3 separate regions of the Homo sapiens genome follow, and regions 2 and 3 are each linked to region 1. Evidence: chromatin contacts called from ENCODE Hi-C or POLR2A ChIA-PET data. All regions are on one chromosome and are shown on one strand. Each heading gives the region's core, a stretch centred on a gene start or an enhancer-like site at or near the end of the contact. The rest is flanking DNA. Distances are from core to core; before and after follow the strand shown.

Region 1 (5,159 bases), core at 1,964-4,463:
TGTGGCCATCTGGTGAGAGAGGACAGGGACTGGACCACAGGACAGGATTGGAGTGTGACCCATAGATGTGGAGAGACGTGGGGAGAGTCCAGAGACTCGGAGGAGGCGTGGAAACCATGGCGTGTCCTTGCTTCAACTCCCCTCTGAGATGGAAGCTCTGGATGCCAGAGATGGTTTCCTTGCTGGGTGACCCAATTCAGCAAAAAAGAAGGGTGACCTAACGGTCAGAATCAGACTGCCCCAAATCGAGCCTCCAAGACTTCACTTCTCAGCTGTGTGATCTGTAAAATGATGACAGCAACAGCAGTACCACTTCATAGGCTTGTCCTGAGGTCTCGGTGAATGATCTCTGAGCTGCGGAGCACATGGTACCCACTCACTAAGCAAGAGCCAAACTTCACGAAAGAGTATTTACATGTTAACAATGTCATTCACATGTCAGCATGTAACCGCCAGTGGGTTCATTTTGCCACTGCCCAGATAGAACCAATGTATCAAGACGGGAATTGCAATAGAGAAAAGAGTTTAATTCACGCAGAGTCGGCTGAATGGGAGACCGGAGTTTCATTATTACTCAAATCAGTCTCCCTGAAAAATTCAGAGACTGGGGTTTTTAAAGGATAATTTGGTGGGCAGGGGGGCAGGGAGTGGGGAATGCTGACTGGTTGGGTTGGAGATGAAATCATAGGGGGTCGAAGCTGTCCTTTTGCACTGAGTTGGTTCCTACATGCAGGCCACAGGACCAGATGAGCCAGTTGATCAATCTGGGTGATCCCAGCTGAGTGCAGGGTCTGCAAAGTCCCTCAAACAGCAATCTTAGATTTTATAATACCAGTGTTATAGGAGAAATTGGGAAGTTTAGGGATATTTTGGCCTCTGGCTGCATGACTCCTGAGCAGTTAACTTCTGATCTTGTGGCTCACTTGTTAGTTGTACAAAGGCAGTCTGGTCCCCAGGCAAGAAGGAGGTTTGTTTCGGGAATGGGCTGTTATCATCTTTGTTTCAAAGTTAAACTATAAACTAACTTCCTCCCAAAGTTACCTATGCCCAGGAATGAACAAGGGCAGCTTGGAGGTGAGAAGCAAGATGGAGTCGGTTAGGTCAGATCTCTTTCACTGTCACAATTTCTCATTGTCACAATTTTTGCAAGAGTGATTTCAATCAGAGCAGTGCCCCAAACATTTTTTTGTTAATAATTTGAAGGATGTTTATTTTAGAAAACAAAAAGGACATCAAGGTAGCCATCACGCAAAACTCCGAAGTGTCTTAGACTTCCTTACTCTTACTGTACAGCATTATGTTGGGTTTGAATTAATTAGGGGGCATGGGGCATCCTGATCGCCTCGGGATTTGTGGCTTTAAAAGTCTCCGGAGAGGACTGGCAGCAGTTCCCAGGGATGTGTGCCATTGTCTGGGACAGAGCAAGCCGAGTTCGTTGAGCTACAGCCTACGGTCCAGGGACCTGACTTGGCTGGAGGCTGGACATGTCCTACTTCTCTTAACTCAGCAAATGGACGGAGGTCAGGGAAAGGTTGACTCGGGGTAGGGGCTGGAGGAGGTTGCAGGGAAGCCTGTGGAAGCCACTCTTGCAGCAGGTCCCGGGAGAGCCCCAGGCCCTGGATCTGAGCATCCTCAGTGGGGCTTGGGGATCCGTACCTCTAGAGGGCAGTGGGGCTCCACCAAGAGTCCCTTCCAGTGTCTTCCCAGTGGCCAGGAAATACTCCTCACCTTAGAACGGGCCTCCCTGCTCAGCCTAAAGGGAAATTTCTACCCACAGGTTGCCTTGGCTGGGCGCAGAGGATGGATCTTTCCACATCCAGTTGTTTGTGCGGGGGAAAGCTCATTAGGAAGGAAAGTATCTAGTGTCAGTAGCATGTGAACGTTTCCAAGCACAGAAGCCCGACAGCTGTACCTACTTAGGGGGTACCTGGGGACTCCGGGCCACACAGAGGCCATCTCCCACCAGCCTGGCCAGGGGGAAGTCAGATTTCTGGGGCTCATAATGTTCACATGGAGAAAACGTGCATTTCTACTGGAGTGTTCTTGGCCAGACTCAGGCTTTTAGATTCCCCAAAATAAATCTCCTCGACGGTTCGCCCCTGCCTGCTCCTACCCCTCGTTCTTGCTTGGCAAACAGGGAAGTCCCTGGATGCATTTTGGTCCAGAGATCAGAGCCCCCAGGGATCAGAGCCTCATGGGCTGCACCCTCTAAGGGCCACAGAATCCCTGTTGGGGGCAAGGTTAGGGGGTGCAAGCATATCCACTTTGGGTGCACACAGACCTGGGTTCAAATCGTCACTCTGCCACTGCACAGCTGCAGGGTCACCAGCTTGCACCCACTCTGAGCCTCCGGCTCATCTGAGAAATGAGGAAAGCCCCACCTTACGGGATGGCCGCAGGGCTCGGGGACAGAAATCCTGGAACCAGTATATATAGCACAACACCAGGCACATCACAGCCCCTGCCAGAAGCACCACCAGCCGCACCCTCCCTGCTGCTAATTTTTCCCGAGGCACCCATTGCTGAACTCTTCTGTTCTTATGGTTTATACAGTCTATCCTTCCTGCTGGGACACAAGCTCCACTGCCGTGTCCAAAACACTCTGTTCTAGGCACAAGGTTGGCATCAAAAAATACCTGTTGGGTGCATAAATGAATGCTTTGGAGCTCGTATTACAGTTCTCTGGGCCTCAGTTTCCCCAGCTGTGCAATGCGGATGATGGCATTAGAAGTGTCAAAGGTGGCTTCAGATGGATTGAGCAAATGTGCAAGAGCACCCAGCCCAGGCAGGCAACAGATGCAAATCCACTCTCCCAATCAGATTCCGAGGTTGTCTTGGGCTTTACAATGGAGTCAGGAGAATCGCCACCCTCTGGCCTCCAAGTGCAGCTCAGAGGGATGGGTCACTGGCCAGGCATTGATACAGACTCACCCAACAAGGCCTGCAAGTTCTCTGAACAGGCGCCCTCATGTTGGATCCTCCCAGGGGCCAGGCAGGGAAGACTGAGGCCAGGAAACACCCCAAGGCTCAGAGAGGTGGGGTCACTGGGCGAGGCTGTCTTGGCCGTTTCTCTGCATAAAGCAGCCAGGGGCTGTGAAACTCCAAGGTGAGAGGTGGCCCATGGGTGACAAACGGGAAATGGAAGGCCAAAGAAGTGTGAGTGCACCGGGGAAGCAGGGTGTCTTAGTGGGAAGAATGTGGGCTCTGGGATCAAGGAGACCTGCCTTCCGGCCTGCCTCAGCCACTCACCATGCAACCCCGGGGAAGCCATATCACCTCTCATTTCCTAATCAGTGAAATGGAGATAACAAGAGCCCTTGCTCTGCAGAGTGCTGGGAACGGCTCCTGCAGCGGCTGGCACACACTTGATAAGCAGTTAGGAAAGAGCAGATATTACTCTTTGTATGAGTTCTCTCTTGTTGCCATAACAAATTACCACAAACTTAATGGCTTAAAGCAACACAAATTTAACATCTTACAGTTCCGGAGGGCAGAGGTCCTAAAATCAAAATATTGGCAGGGCTGCCTTCCTTCTGGAGGCTCTAGGGGAGATTCTGTTTCCTGCCTTTTCCAGCTCCTGGGGCCATCTGTTTTCCTTGGATCATATCACTCCGATCTCTCTGTCCATCATTACATCTTCTCTGACGGTCCTGCCTCCATTCCATAGGGATCCTTGTGATTCCACTGGGTCTACCTGGATAATCCAGGATAATCTCCCTGTCTCAGAGTTCTTAACATCATCACGCCTGCAAAATCCCTCTTGCCTTATGAGGTAACATATTCACAGGTTCTGGGGATTAGGGCGGGGACCTCTTTGGGGCCATAATTCAGCCGACCACACTGTTCTTATGATGCCTCCCATCCTGGCCCTGCTCCACTGTTCCTCCAGCAGGCACTGTCTATCTCTGTCTCTCTCTTGCTCTAGCCTTGACACCAAAGGAGTTATTTGGTTCTAATTTGGGGTTCTGGTTGGATGAATTGCAGGAGAAAGCTTGTGTCTCCTCAAACATCCCCCCATTGTCCCCGGACCATACAGGTTGTAGTCAAGGGACTTGTTAGAAGGCAGGCGGCAGCCAAGAATTCCAGAGAAAGCTGCATGGGAAATGTCCCCATTCATTCATCAAATATCAGAGCACCTACCACATGCCTGGCACTTCTGGTCACTGTGGGCACAACTGTGGACTGGGCAGACTTGACTCTGCCCTCGAGGAACTGACCTTCTCGGGGGAAGACAGGTGGGAGAGTGATCCTATCATAGGCACTCAACCCAAACAAGACCCCAGGTATTGCGAGGGAGGGTGGTGGAGCAGATACATTAGCTAGGGTGGCCACGGATGGCCTCTTTGAGGAGGTGGAACATGACCCAAAGAGCCATGCAGGGGATGGGGGAAGTGCGTTCCAGGCAGACGGCTTGGCAAGTGCAAAGGCCCCGAGGCAGGAACGTGTTTGGCTTCTTCAAGAAACAGCAAGATGGCAGCGTGGCTGGAGGGATGAGGTGGTCTGAGAGTAGCTGGGGGCCAGATCATAGCAGGACCCTGGCTTTTATTCTGAGTGAGGTCAGGGCCTTTGGCGGGCTTTAGCAAAAGGTGCTATCATCTGGCTCATATTGAAAAGGATCCCTCTGGCTTCTGTGAAGGGAACAGACGATAGCAGGCCAGAAACCAGGAACCCAGAAGGAGGCTACACAGGCAAAGGAGTAAATTGAGGAGAGTTTTAATGGATTATTCACAAAGGCACAGGAGAGAGGGGAAACGTAATGCAAGATGAATCCCCCAGAGCTATCAGCACTGGGGCACCTCTGCCGCCCCAAGGCCCGAAGAGGTTAAGGAGGAGAGCAGTTTCTGGGACCGGGAGGGATGGCACCCCATGGAGAGGGCCACTTGGAGAGACAGTGGCTTTTGTTGAGGGACATATCCAGGCCACGGCATGAACACCCAACCTTCCATCTCTTGCTGGCACCTCCTATTGAAGGAACCCTCTGAAAGCCAGAGGTGCCCCGGAGAGGCTGGTCATATGGTCCGCCTCCCAGGCCCAGAGAGCTGAGGGTGAACCTGGAGGGCAAATGGAAGACACTGGAACAAGCTCCCTGCCCAGCTCCCTGAACGCAGGGCAGCTGACACTGTAGCCTCTGTGCCTGTAGCCACCGTTGCTGTCTAGCT
Region 2 (5,159 bases), core at 1,816-4,315, 390 kb after region 1:
GATACACAATTTGAATCCAAATCCATGTCACTGTTTAAGAAATAGATTGGCCAGACACAGTGGCTCACATCTGTAATCACAGCACTTTGGGAGGCCAAGGTGGGTGGATCACCTGAGGTAAGGAGTTCGAGACCAGCCTGACCAACATGGAGAAACCCCATCTGTACTAAAAATACAAAATTTGCCGGGCATGGTGCATGCCTGTAATCCCAGCTACTCAGGAGGCTGATTCAAGGAGAATCGCTTGAACCTGGAATGCGGACGTTGCAGTGAGCCGAGATCGTGCCAGCCTTGGCAACAAGAGTGAAGCTACATCTCAAAAAAAAAAAACAGAATTAGATTAGTTCCAGGCCAAGCACGGTGGCTCACGTCTGTAATCCCAGCACTTTCGGAGGCCAAGGCAGGTGGATCACCTGAGGTCAGGAGTTCAAGACCAGCCTGGCCAACATGGTGAAACAACTCTCTCTACTAAAAATACAAAGATTAGCCGGGAGTGGTAGTGGGCACCTGTAATCCCAGCTACTTGGGAAGCTGAGGCAGAAGAATCGCTTGAACCCAGGAGGCAGAGGTTGCAGTGGGCCAAGACCAAGGCATTGCACTCCAGGCAACAAGAGTGAAACTACATCGTCTCAAAAAAAAAGAAAGATTAGTTCCAAAGCTGGTAAATTCTAAAGGGGCTGTGATGCTCCATTCCAACGCAACCTAGAAAACTTACTTTTAAATAAAATTATCTGCACCACTCCCTCTGGCTCTCCATATGAACGGCTCATGTTTCTATCACGCTAATGATCACTTTTGAACAATATTTGCATTTTTCTTTCATGTACTGACTCAAAAGTTCTCAACTCTGACTGCATGTTAAAATCATCAGGGGAGCTTATTAAAATATATAGATAGAAACCCAGGTCCCACCCTAAATTCTTATTTCAAAGGTCTAGAATGAATCAGAAAAGGCTAGTTAAGTTTCCCTGGTGATTGCAATGAACAGCCAGGGTCAGGACACCCACACCTGTTGGGCAGGTCTTCTTTAATTCATCCTTGCATCCCCATCAGCTGGAGTGGCTCCTGCACATAGTAGGCGTCTCATAATTGCTCATGGCACAAATTAATAACCACTGGATTTTAGACTCCACTGATCATATTAATTCATCACAGTATTTACGGAGGATGTACGATGTACCAGGCACTGTTCCAGGCATAGTGTTCAAGTCAATTGTCATCATTAAAACGAAGGAGGCCGGGCGCGGTGACTCACGCCTGTAATCCCAGCACTTTGGAAGGCCGAGGTGGGTGGATCACGAGGTCAGGAGTTCAAGACAAGCCTGGCCAAGATGGTGAAACCCCCGTCTCTACTAAAAATACAAAAACTAGTCAGGCGTGGTGTCGGGCGCCTGTAATCCCAGCTACTCGGGAGGTTGAGGCAGAGAATTGCTTGAACCCGGGAGGCGGAGGTTGCAGTGAGCCGAGATCTCGCCACAGCACTCCAGCGTGGGCAACAGAGGGAGACTCCGTCTCAATAATAATAATAATACTAATAATAATAAACGCAAAACAGAGAAGGGAGGAGTGAGGGAACTATCTTTGGGTCAGACAATCCGGAGTTCAATCTCCATTTTGCAGTCTTCCCTATAGCCCTTAACCTCCGTAACCTCCAGTTTCCTCCTCTGGGTAATATCAGTGAGGCCTCTTCTTCGGAGGATTCAGGAAGCCAGGGACAAAGACCCCACAAAATGGCCGCCAGCACCATTCTTTTTTTTTTTTTTTTTAATTCCACTGACACCTGGTGAAGCCACCCTTATGGTTCACTCCACCCGCCGCGTCTCCTGTTCCGAGCAACTGACGCTGCAATAAGCGGCCGCCACCGGGAAATGCCCAGAGAGGACCAGACGCCCGAGGAAGGGCGGAGCAGAGCGGCCGCAGGCCCCGCCCAACACCGCGCTCAGCCTCCCGCGGGCTCCAGCCTCACCTGCGCGGCCTGTGGAGCTGCACATCTCCAGGCCCCGCCCCCCAGAACTCTGATTGGCGGGTCTAGGCGGGGGCCGGGAAATCTGCATTTGCACCAGCGCCCACCCCCGTCCTTCCCACCCCCGCCCCTCACGCCCAGGTAAGTCTATGGCAGGCGATACGAGAGCCCCGCAAACCTCAACGCGTCACGCTGCCATCCTCCGAACAGGAAGACGGCGAGGCGCAAAATACCAACCCGTCCCCTCTTCCCAAATGCAGAAAAACCCTTGCCTGTTCCGCGCCTAAGCTGCCCTCGGGGTCTCCTACTGCGGGAAGGGCACAGCAGGTGGCAGCCCCTGTCCCAGCCGTGGGATTCCTTCCCCGAAATTGTGGGGGGAGAACACAAGGGGTAGTGTCACCAAGCGGCCAGTAGGAGACCCTCCCACCCTCCTGCGACTGCTGGTTCGGGTCCACCCCGGGCGGAGGGGGAAGGGGCCACCGGAGCGCAGGTGGTCTCGGCGCAGCCTCCTGGGGCTGGGACCCAGGGGCGCTGATGGGGTACCCCGAGGCGTAGGCCGCGCCCCCCTAAAAGCTGAGCATATCTGGGCTCCCGAGTAATGCTCCAAGCGCAGAGCTCGGTGTGACACTGACCAAATTGTTACCTCAGATATTAATTACGGACAGATATTAATTACGGAACAATAAAACGGTGAGAAAGCACGGCTGATCCGAATTCCGCGAGTGTGTAAACAGCACTGGGGCGGGCCCGGCTTCTCGGGGTTTCTAAAGGAAGGTGGGCAAGGAGGCCCAGGCAACCGGGCGCTCGAACCCCAAAGGGCCGGCATCAGGCTAGGTGCCGCCCGGGGCTGAAGCGCAGGGACCCCCTCCCCACCTCCCCGCCTCCCCAGCCCTGCCCCAGGCTCATGGCGCCGGGCGCGGCGCGCGGCCAACCTGTCAGGCCCGGCCAGGCTGGCCCGAGCGCCGGGCTCCGGGAGGCGCGGACAAAGGAAAACACGGGCCCAGGCCCACTCACCCGGCGCGGGGCCTGCTGTCCATCCGCTTCTTCTGGCGCACCGGCTGCAGCGGGATGTTGTCCGTCATGTCGGCGGCGCCGCCCGCCTTGGCCGCCGCGCCCCCCGCGCCGCCTGGGCCGCCGCCCGGTCCGGCCTCCGCGCCGCCGCCCGCCGGCGCCGCGCCGCCCCGGGGGAGGAGGCGGCGGCAGCGGGCGGGCCGGGCCCGCAGCGAGGGGGCGAGCTCGCGAGCGCCGGGCCACGCGCGGAGCGCCCGCGCGGCCCGACCGACGGACACGGGCGCACCATGGGCCCGAGCTCCGCGCTGCGCCCGCTCGCTCCGCGCCGCGCCGCGCCTGCCACGGGGGGCGGCCGGGCCGTGTCCGCGCCGCCGCGACCGCTGCAGTGTCCCCGCCCCCGGCCCGCGCCCGCGCCCCCCACGCGCGCCCACCCGGCCACGCGCCCCCCGCCCACGCCCGCCGTGCGCGCACCCTGCCACCGCACCCCCCGCAAAATCCCACATTCACAATCACATCCCAGCCCTATACACGCGCGCTGTGACACTCATCCCCACCAATATCTGACATGCACAATCACACGGGCACCCGGCCACGCTCACCCCATCAGTCAGTCATTCTCACTCACTCTTGCACCAACGTGCATATTCACGCCCAGGCCCTACACACACACCTGCCACTGCTCACTGCCTGCAACATCTAACATTCACAATCACATGTGAGTCCTGCACACACACATAACACTCTCACCCTCCTGTTGGTCACCATCATCCATGCACCCAGTTTCTCAAGCCTCACACCCATGTGCCTGCAGAAATCACAGTCACACAGGGACCCTCAGCTTATCAGACTCCTTCACCCTCTGACCTTCACCATCCTCACCCTCATTCTCTATCTGGATTCTGGGAACTCACCATGACACACACGCACCTGCCTCTTTCATCCAAACACCCTTCAATAGTCTGAACACCCTCATTCTCACACCAGCCACTTTCTTGGGCTTGCACATGGGCCCCACTCTCAGGCCTCAGACAGTCACCCTGCATTACCTGTCACTGTGATTCACGGTCTCACACACACACCTATCTCCACCGCAGCCCACATCCACACTCACTTCCACACCCTCCCACACAGTGTCTGGGACCCATGAACTTTTCAAAGGCCTGATAAAGTTATGAGAGCAGGAAAAAAAAAACAGAGGGAAGGAACAAAGTGAGGGAGTTTAAAAATCAATATGTAACTAAAGAGCCTGAAATTGTAATAATACCATATAAACTAATCTAAAGCTGACTTTTACATAGTTACATCTAATGACTGATCATGTTGGACGCCGTTTCTTTTTTTTCTTTTTGAAACAGAATCTCCCTCTGTCGCCCAGGCTGGAGTGCAGTGGCAAAATCTCAGCTCACTGCAATCTCTGCCTCCCAGGTTGAAGCAATTCTCCTGCCTCAGCTACCCGGGTAGCTGGGGTTATACATGTGCCTGGCTAATTTTTGTAGTTTTAGTAGAGATGGGGTTTCACCATGTTGGCCAGACTGGTCTTGAACTCCTGGCCTCATGTGATCTGTCCACCTCGGCCTCCCAAAGTGCTGGGCTCTTCCTTGGCATTTGCTAAATGCCATAGAGATTTAATTGGGATGAAGGAAGAGCATCCGGCCCAGTCCACCTTTCCAACTCTCACCAGAAGCCTTTCCCTGCTCCCACGGGCCACTGCGCTTGGCCCTTTTATTTTGTTTTATTTGTTTGTTTTTTTAAGTTAGTGCTAACTGCCAGCAAGTGGATGCCTTTTGTGTTTGCTGTCACACAGGATGGAGCCACCAAATATCCCAGTGTCTGAGGTGGATCTCAAACCAAGAAGTGTGACTTATCTCATGCACCAGAGAAGTTCCTCAAGAAAAGAAGCATGTCATTAGTAATTGCTGCATTGCACATTTGGAGAGGAAATAGCATTCTCCAGCCAACAGGCCTGGTGTGCTTTGCTTCCTGCTGTCTCTTCTACATCTAAAATGATGCTTCGTACATAGCATGGCACAAGTTGGCACTCAATAAAGGCTTCTTGCATGGAAGAAGGATAAACACCCTGACACACCAATTATGGCATCAGTGTGGGTCCCACCATCTCCCATCTGCTTTGCTAGACATCCCCCTTTCAAACTCCACACCCTCTTCTCAACCCCACTACTACACA
Region 3 (5,159 bases), core at 1,335-3,834, 330 kb after region 1:
AATTAGCTGGATGTGGTGGCACATGCCTATAGTCCCGGCTATTCGAGAGGCTGAGGTGTGGGAGGATCGCTTGTGCCCAGGAGATAGAGGCTGCAGTGAGCCGTGATCATGTCACTCCGGCCTGGGCAACAGTGAGACCCTGTCTCAACAGCCAGACAGCATTTACTGAACGCCTGCTGTATGCCAGGCGTTCTAAGGGCTGGGGATACGTGAAACTCAATTCCAGTGGAGGGGAGGAGGCAATAAACAAATAATGGATGAAAGGGGTTGGAGAATCAGAGGGGTGGCTGTCAACAAACTCTGTGGGAGAGTTGAGGCCAGAATTAGACAGACGAAGGACACTGTGTTTACCAATAACAGACGAAAGGCACCCTGAGATGTGAGAAAGTGGGACAGGTGAATAGCTAACAGCATGCACACGGCCAAAGGCTAGAACTCCTTCAGCAAGACGTAAAGCATCAGGAAAGCAGGGAACAGCGAGAGATGAAAGTGGAAGGGGCCAGTTGGGGCCAGGTGGCCCCACACCCTGTGAGGGAGCCCAGAGAGGAAGAGAGAATTTATTCTGGTGATAGGTGAAATTCACATACAGGAGCAACACCACAAAATCTTTATGATGCTGCTATCTTGTAACAAGCCCATGTAACTTACAAATGTTCAGCTAAGAGAGAGATAAAAAGTAATTATAGGCCGGGCACCACAGTGGCTCACGTCTGTAATCCCAGTACTTTGGGAGGCCGAGGCAGGTAGATCACCTGAGGTCAGGAGTTCAAGACCAGCCTGGCAAACATGGTGAAATCCTGTCTCTACTAAAAATACAAAAATTAGCAAGGCATAGTGGCAGGCACGTGTAATCTCAGCTACTGAGGCAGGAGAATCGCTTGAACCCGGGAGGTGGAGGTTGCAGTGAGCCAAGATCTCACCCTTGCACTCCAGCCTGGGCGACACAAGCAAAACTCAATCTCAAAAAAAAAAAAAAAAAAAAAGAACTTAAAGACTTAAAGACACGAAATAATATAAGTGCACAACTCTAGACTTTTAGTGTCTCACATATTTTACATTTTAACATAATTTAATATCATTTATTTTTTAAGTATTTCACTACCATTGAGATTTTTCAGAGCATTCCAATGTTTTCCTATTGAAACAACTCTCTTTAATCGGTTCCATAAGATTTGTTTTTAACTAATTTTTGTGTGTCGTTAAATCTTGTCATTAAACAATAAGTAGAACTGGCATCAAAAGGTCTGATATAAACACTACTGACTTCTGACTTCTTTTTTTTTCTTTTTTAGACGGAGTCTCGCTCTGTCACCCAGGCTGGAGTGCAGTGGCATGATCTCGGCTCACTGCAACCTCCACCTCCTGGATTCAAGCGATTCTTCTGCCTCAGCCTCCCGAGTAGCTGGGACTACAGGCACCCACCACCAAGACTGGCTAATTTTTGTAGTTTTAGTAGAGACGGGGTTTCACCATATTGGCCAGGCTTTTCTCGAACTCCTGACCTCGTGATCCACCCGCCTCGGCCTCCCAAAGTGCTGGGATTACAGGCATGAGCCACTGCGCCCGGCCAACACTACTGACTTCTAGAAAGCACTCAACTAACAATGGCGAGCTGAACTAACCCTCGATCGCTGGTAAGACTTCTGGACTCTCCTAGTGTGAGTATTTCACCCTACTAAGTGAGCATCTAGCATCTAATGGCACCTCATTTTCATAAAATGTGATGCTAAACTCAATTCAGTGACCGGAGCCCTGGCCTGCTAGAGAGAGATCCACTGGCCTCCTTTCATTATGTCTTGGGCTTTGGTCAATACATTTACAGAGAGACTGGAGAACATCCAATTAGATGATTAGAAATGGGTAAAGAGGCCGGACACAGTGACCCAAACCTGTAATCTCAGCACTTTGGGAGGCTGAGACAGGTGGACCACTTGAGCCTATTAGTTCAAGACCAGCCTAGGCAACATAGCAAGACCCTGTCTCTACAACAAACACAAAAAATCAGCCAGGTGTGGTGATGTGCACCTACAGTCCCAGCTACTCCGGAGACTGAGGTGGGAGGAATGCTTGAGCCCAGGCGACCAAGGCTGCTGTGAGCTGAGATTGTGCCACTGCACGGCAGCCTGGGCAAAAGAACAAGACCCTGCCTCAAAAAAGAGAGACAGAGAAAGAGAGAGCGCCGGGCATGGTGGCTCACACCTGCAATCCCAACACTTTGGGAGGCCGAGGCGGGCGGATCACCTGAGGTCAGGAGTTTGAGACCAGCCTGACCAACATGGAGAAACTCCATCTCTACTAAAAATACCAAATTAGCCAGATGTGGTGGCACACGCCTGTAATCCCAGCTACTCGGGAGGCTGAAGCAGGAGAATCGCTTGAACCCGGGAGGCGGAGGTTGCAGTGAGCCCAGTTCGCACCACTGCACTCCAACCTGGGCAACAAGAGCGAAACTCCGTCTCAAAAAATAGAAAACAGAGAGGGAGCGAAAGAAAGAGAGAAATGGGTAAAGAGACGGTCTAATTGGCAGAACGATTTCATGGCCTGAACCACTCTTCTTGCTCCACTAGGGGGCAAAAGGAAAAATGAACACAGACCTGTCGTTTTTCTGGGAGCTCAGGAAGGTATTACTTGAAGGAAGACCGTAAATTCAACGTGGCCCTCAGCGCCAATGAACTTTTCCTTCACCTGAGCTTGCCCCAACTTTCCCAAACATAAATTTACACATTGTCTTTGGTTTTATTACTAAAATTTATGCTGCTGACCTGGCCCAAATGATCACACCCGGGTTCAGATCTTCAAGCTCTAGTTACAGGTTCCCTCTTAAAATCTAACTCATAGAAGAGCATGTGTTTTCATTCTTATTAAATAATAATTGCCTATGTATATGTGTGTACATTAGCAGGACAGAGGACAAAATCAGGGAGATTTCACTAAAAGGATCAGCAGGGCTTTCTCTGGCACATATATTTTCCAAATTTTTCACATGAATTGTTTTTCCATTAAGCGTAAGGTTGCTTTCCTAAGAAGAAAAAAATAATAATTAAAATTAGCTCAAATTTTTAAGTGACCAGACCCAGATTTTTCCCTTCTGCAAGTGAGTGCTGATTTATGATCCATTCATTTGAACTCTGCCTCTCTCTGTCCATCTGTTCTGCCTCAACAAAAACCCCTTTAATCCTCTGTGTTTGCAGAGCAGTTTCTGAGTAACCCCAGCAGGCCAATCCTTCATGCAAACACACCTACTGTACCCAACTGTCCATCAGCCAACAGGGCTCTTGCTCCACCTCTAAGGGAGGAAGCAAGGAGCCACACCATCATGAGGTCACTTGGGATTTTTAGCCACGGTCATTCATTAGCATTGCAGTGTTTTGAGGGGATGAGCCTCGGATCTGCAGCTTGAACAAACACAGATTCCCAGACTCTCCCCTTCTGTTGAGCTACTGCAGAGTGCTGTCAATTTGGACTTCTTGCCCCATGTTGTCTTTTCTTTTGGTGATCAAAAACACGTAGTTTGGCTGGGCACAGTGGCTCCCAATCCTAGCACTTTGGGAGGCCGAGGCGGGTGGATTGCTTGAGCCCAGGAGTTTGAGACCAGCCCGGGCCGCATGGCAAAACCCTGTCTCTATTTTTTAAAAAAGTTAAATTAGGCCAGGCGTGGTGGCTCATGCCTGTAATCCCAGCACTTTGGGAGGCCGAGGCAGGTGGATCATGAGGTCAGGCGTTCGATACCAGCCTGGCCAACATAGTGAAACCCTGTCTCCACTAAAAATATATAAAATTAGCCGGGCGTGGTGGCAGGCGCCTGTAATCCCAGCTACTTAGGAGGCTGAGGCAGGAGAATCGCTTGAACCTGCAAAGGCGGAGGCTGCAGTGAGCCAAGACCGTGCCACAGCCCGGGTGACAGTGCAAGACTCTGTCTCAAAAAAAAAAAAAAAAAAATTAAATATCTATAGATACATAGTTTGGGCCTTCATGCTTCATGGTGTGTGTGTTCGTGTGTGTGTGTGTGTGTGTGTGTGTGTGTGTGTGTGTGCATGTAATGAGAGAAAATACAAATAAAACCAGAATGAAAAGGAGAAAAAGCAGCAAGAAGAAAAGAGATAAAAAAGCAGATACTGTTATTTACATTCCCATATTTACTGGGAGTTTTCCACCAGCCAGGCCCTAGGCTTGGCTGTCAGTATTTGACTAAAATGTCCCTCTCCAAGGAGCTCTCAAGTTGGTAGGGAGAAAGAGGGAGAGAAAAGAGAGACCAAAGTTAGAAGTGAGGAATCACTGGGCATTCAGTGGTCAGAACTGACTCCCAGAATGAAAAAATCGGTAAGGGTGTGGAAAGGGCCCAAAACACATGATTTCTAACTTCACAGCAACCACTATTCTGAGTCTTCTACGAACATTGTTGCAAAAAAGGGGAAGAACAAGATACGGAGAAGTAACCTAACAGAAGGGTTCTTGTCTTCCTAAGAAAGTAACAGCAGAAAGAAAAAATAGCACATTGATAGCAATTATTACCAATCTCAAAAAAGGGCAGGAACTCTCCCTACAATTGATCTGACAGAAAAGAAAATGCCCTCCTAACAGGCCTCCGGCAGGCACACTTCCCAAGCGCTCCTTGGTTTTTTTGTTGTTGTTTTGTTTTGGTCTCATCTTCCCCAGAGACTCCTAAGATGGAAAAAGGACCAATACACTCCCAGCTTGGGCGATGCTTCACTGTTAATGTCTTAAAATTCTTGGTCAGTTTTGTGTTTTTTTAAACTCAAGATCTAACCACCTGATCTTAATACTTTTTGAACAACCCCACCTCCCACCACAATTTTCATTTTTCACTGGGTCCCACAAATTATGTAGCTGGTCCAGAAGGGAAGTAAAAACACCCAATAATATCTTCTTATAAAGTGCACAGGAAAACCTGGCCCTGTCCTAAGAACCGAGGCCACAGAACTCTGAACTTTTCCTGTAACACCCCATCTCCAATATCGAGGCTCCAAGATTTTTAAACGCATTTGCAGAAATTCTACAAAGGTAAGAGATTTTTGCAAAAGTTAAGCGGAAAATTCTCTGCCTGCCACATCCTAAATCATTAAAAGTCTTCTAATAAATCTATCCCTTTCAGCTTTCGCCACTTCACCCAAGTCGTCTCTCAATCAGAGTTTGTAACG

What was found. A loop is a pair of places that touch in the nucleus more often than their neighbours do. ChIA-PET counts read pairs that join two places held with the same protein, here RNA polymerase II (POLR2A). Pooled maps may share reads with other maps.
Region 2: a pooled map shows a loop between it and region 1 (2.5-fold over the local background). The contact joins the promoter of ATP9A here to the enhancer-like site in region 1. A Hi-C loop is called at or near these places in 2 of 168 maps with a recorded cell type or tissue (ascending aorta and endothelial cell of umbilical vein) and 5 of 50 pooled maps.
Region 3: a loop to region 1 is called in a pooled map, with 6 times the contacts of the local background. The contact joins two enhancer-like sites. A Hi-C loop is called at or near these places in 1 of 37 single-sample maps with no recorded cell type and 9 of 50 pooled maps. POLR2A ChIA-PET finds 5 or more read pairs at or near these places in 2 of 52 experiments (OCI-LY7 and WTC11).

Annotation. Positions count from the first base shown.
Region 1 is chr20:51,370,803-51,375,961 of GRCh38, forward strand. The region is part of intron 2 of LOC105372663 (a long non-coding RNA gene); the gene reads left to right. Among named protein-coding and RNA genes, the nearest start is that of MIR3194, 80 kb to the right of the region's middle. Within about 2 kb of position 3,214, at least 2 of the 41 ENCODE cell types and tissues checked have a DNase peak (open chromatin) inside an H3K27ac peak, as active enhancers do; they include endothelial cell of umbilical vein, where a contact is called at or near this core.
Region 2 is chr20:51,765,325-51,770,483 of GRCh38, forward strand. ATP9A (ATPase phospholipid transporting 9A (putative)) reads right to left here and starts at 3,066. Exons shown (of 28, transcript NM_006045.3): 1 at 2,978-3,066. The coding sequence starts at 3,045.
Region 3 is chr20:51,698,372-51,703,530 of GRCh38, forward strand. All of the region lies in intron 4 of ATP9A (ATPase phospholipid transporting 9A (putative)), which reads right to left. Among named protein-coding and RNA genes, the nearest start is that of ATP9A, 67 kb to the right of the region's middle. RefSeq lists enhancers at 189-689, 3,104-3,604, 3,605-4,105 and a silencer at 3,099-3,393. Within about 2 kb of position 2,585, at least 3 of the 41 ENCODE cell types and tissues checked have a DNase peak (open chromatin) inside an H3K27ac peak, as active enhancers do.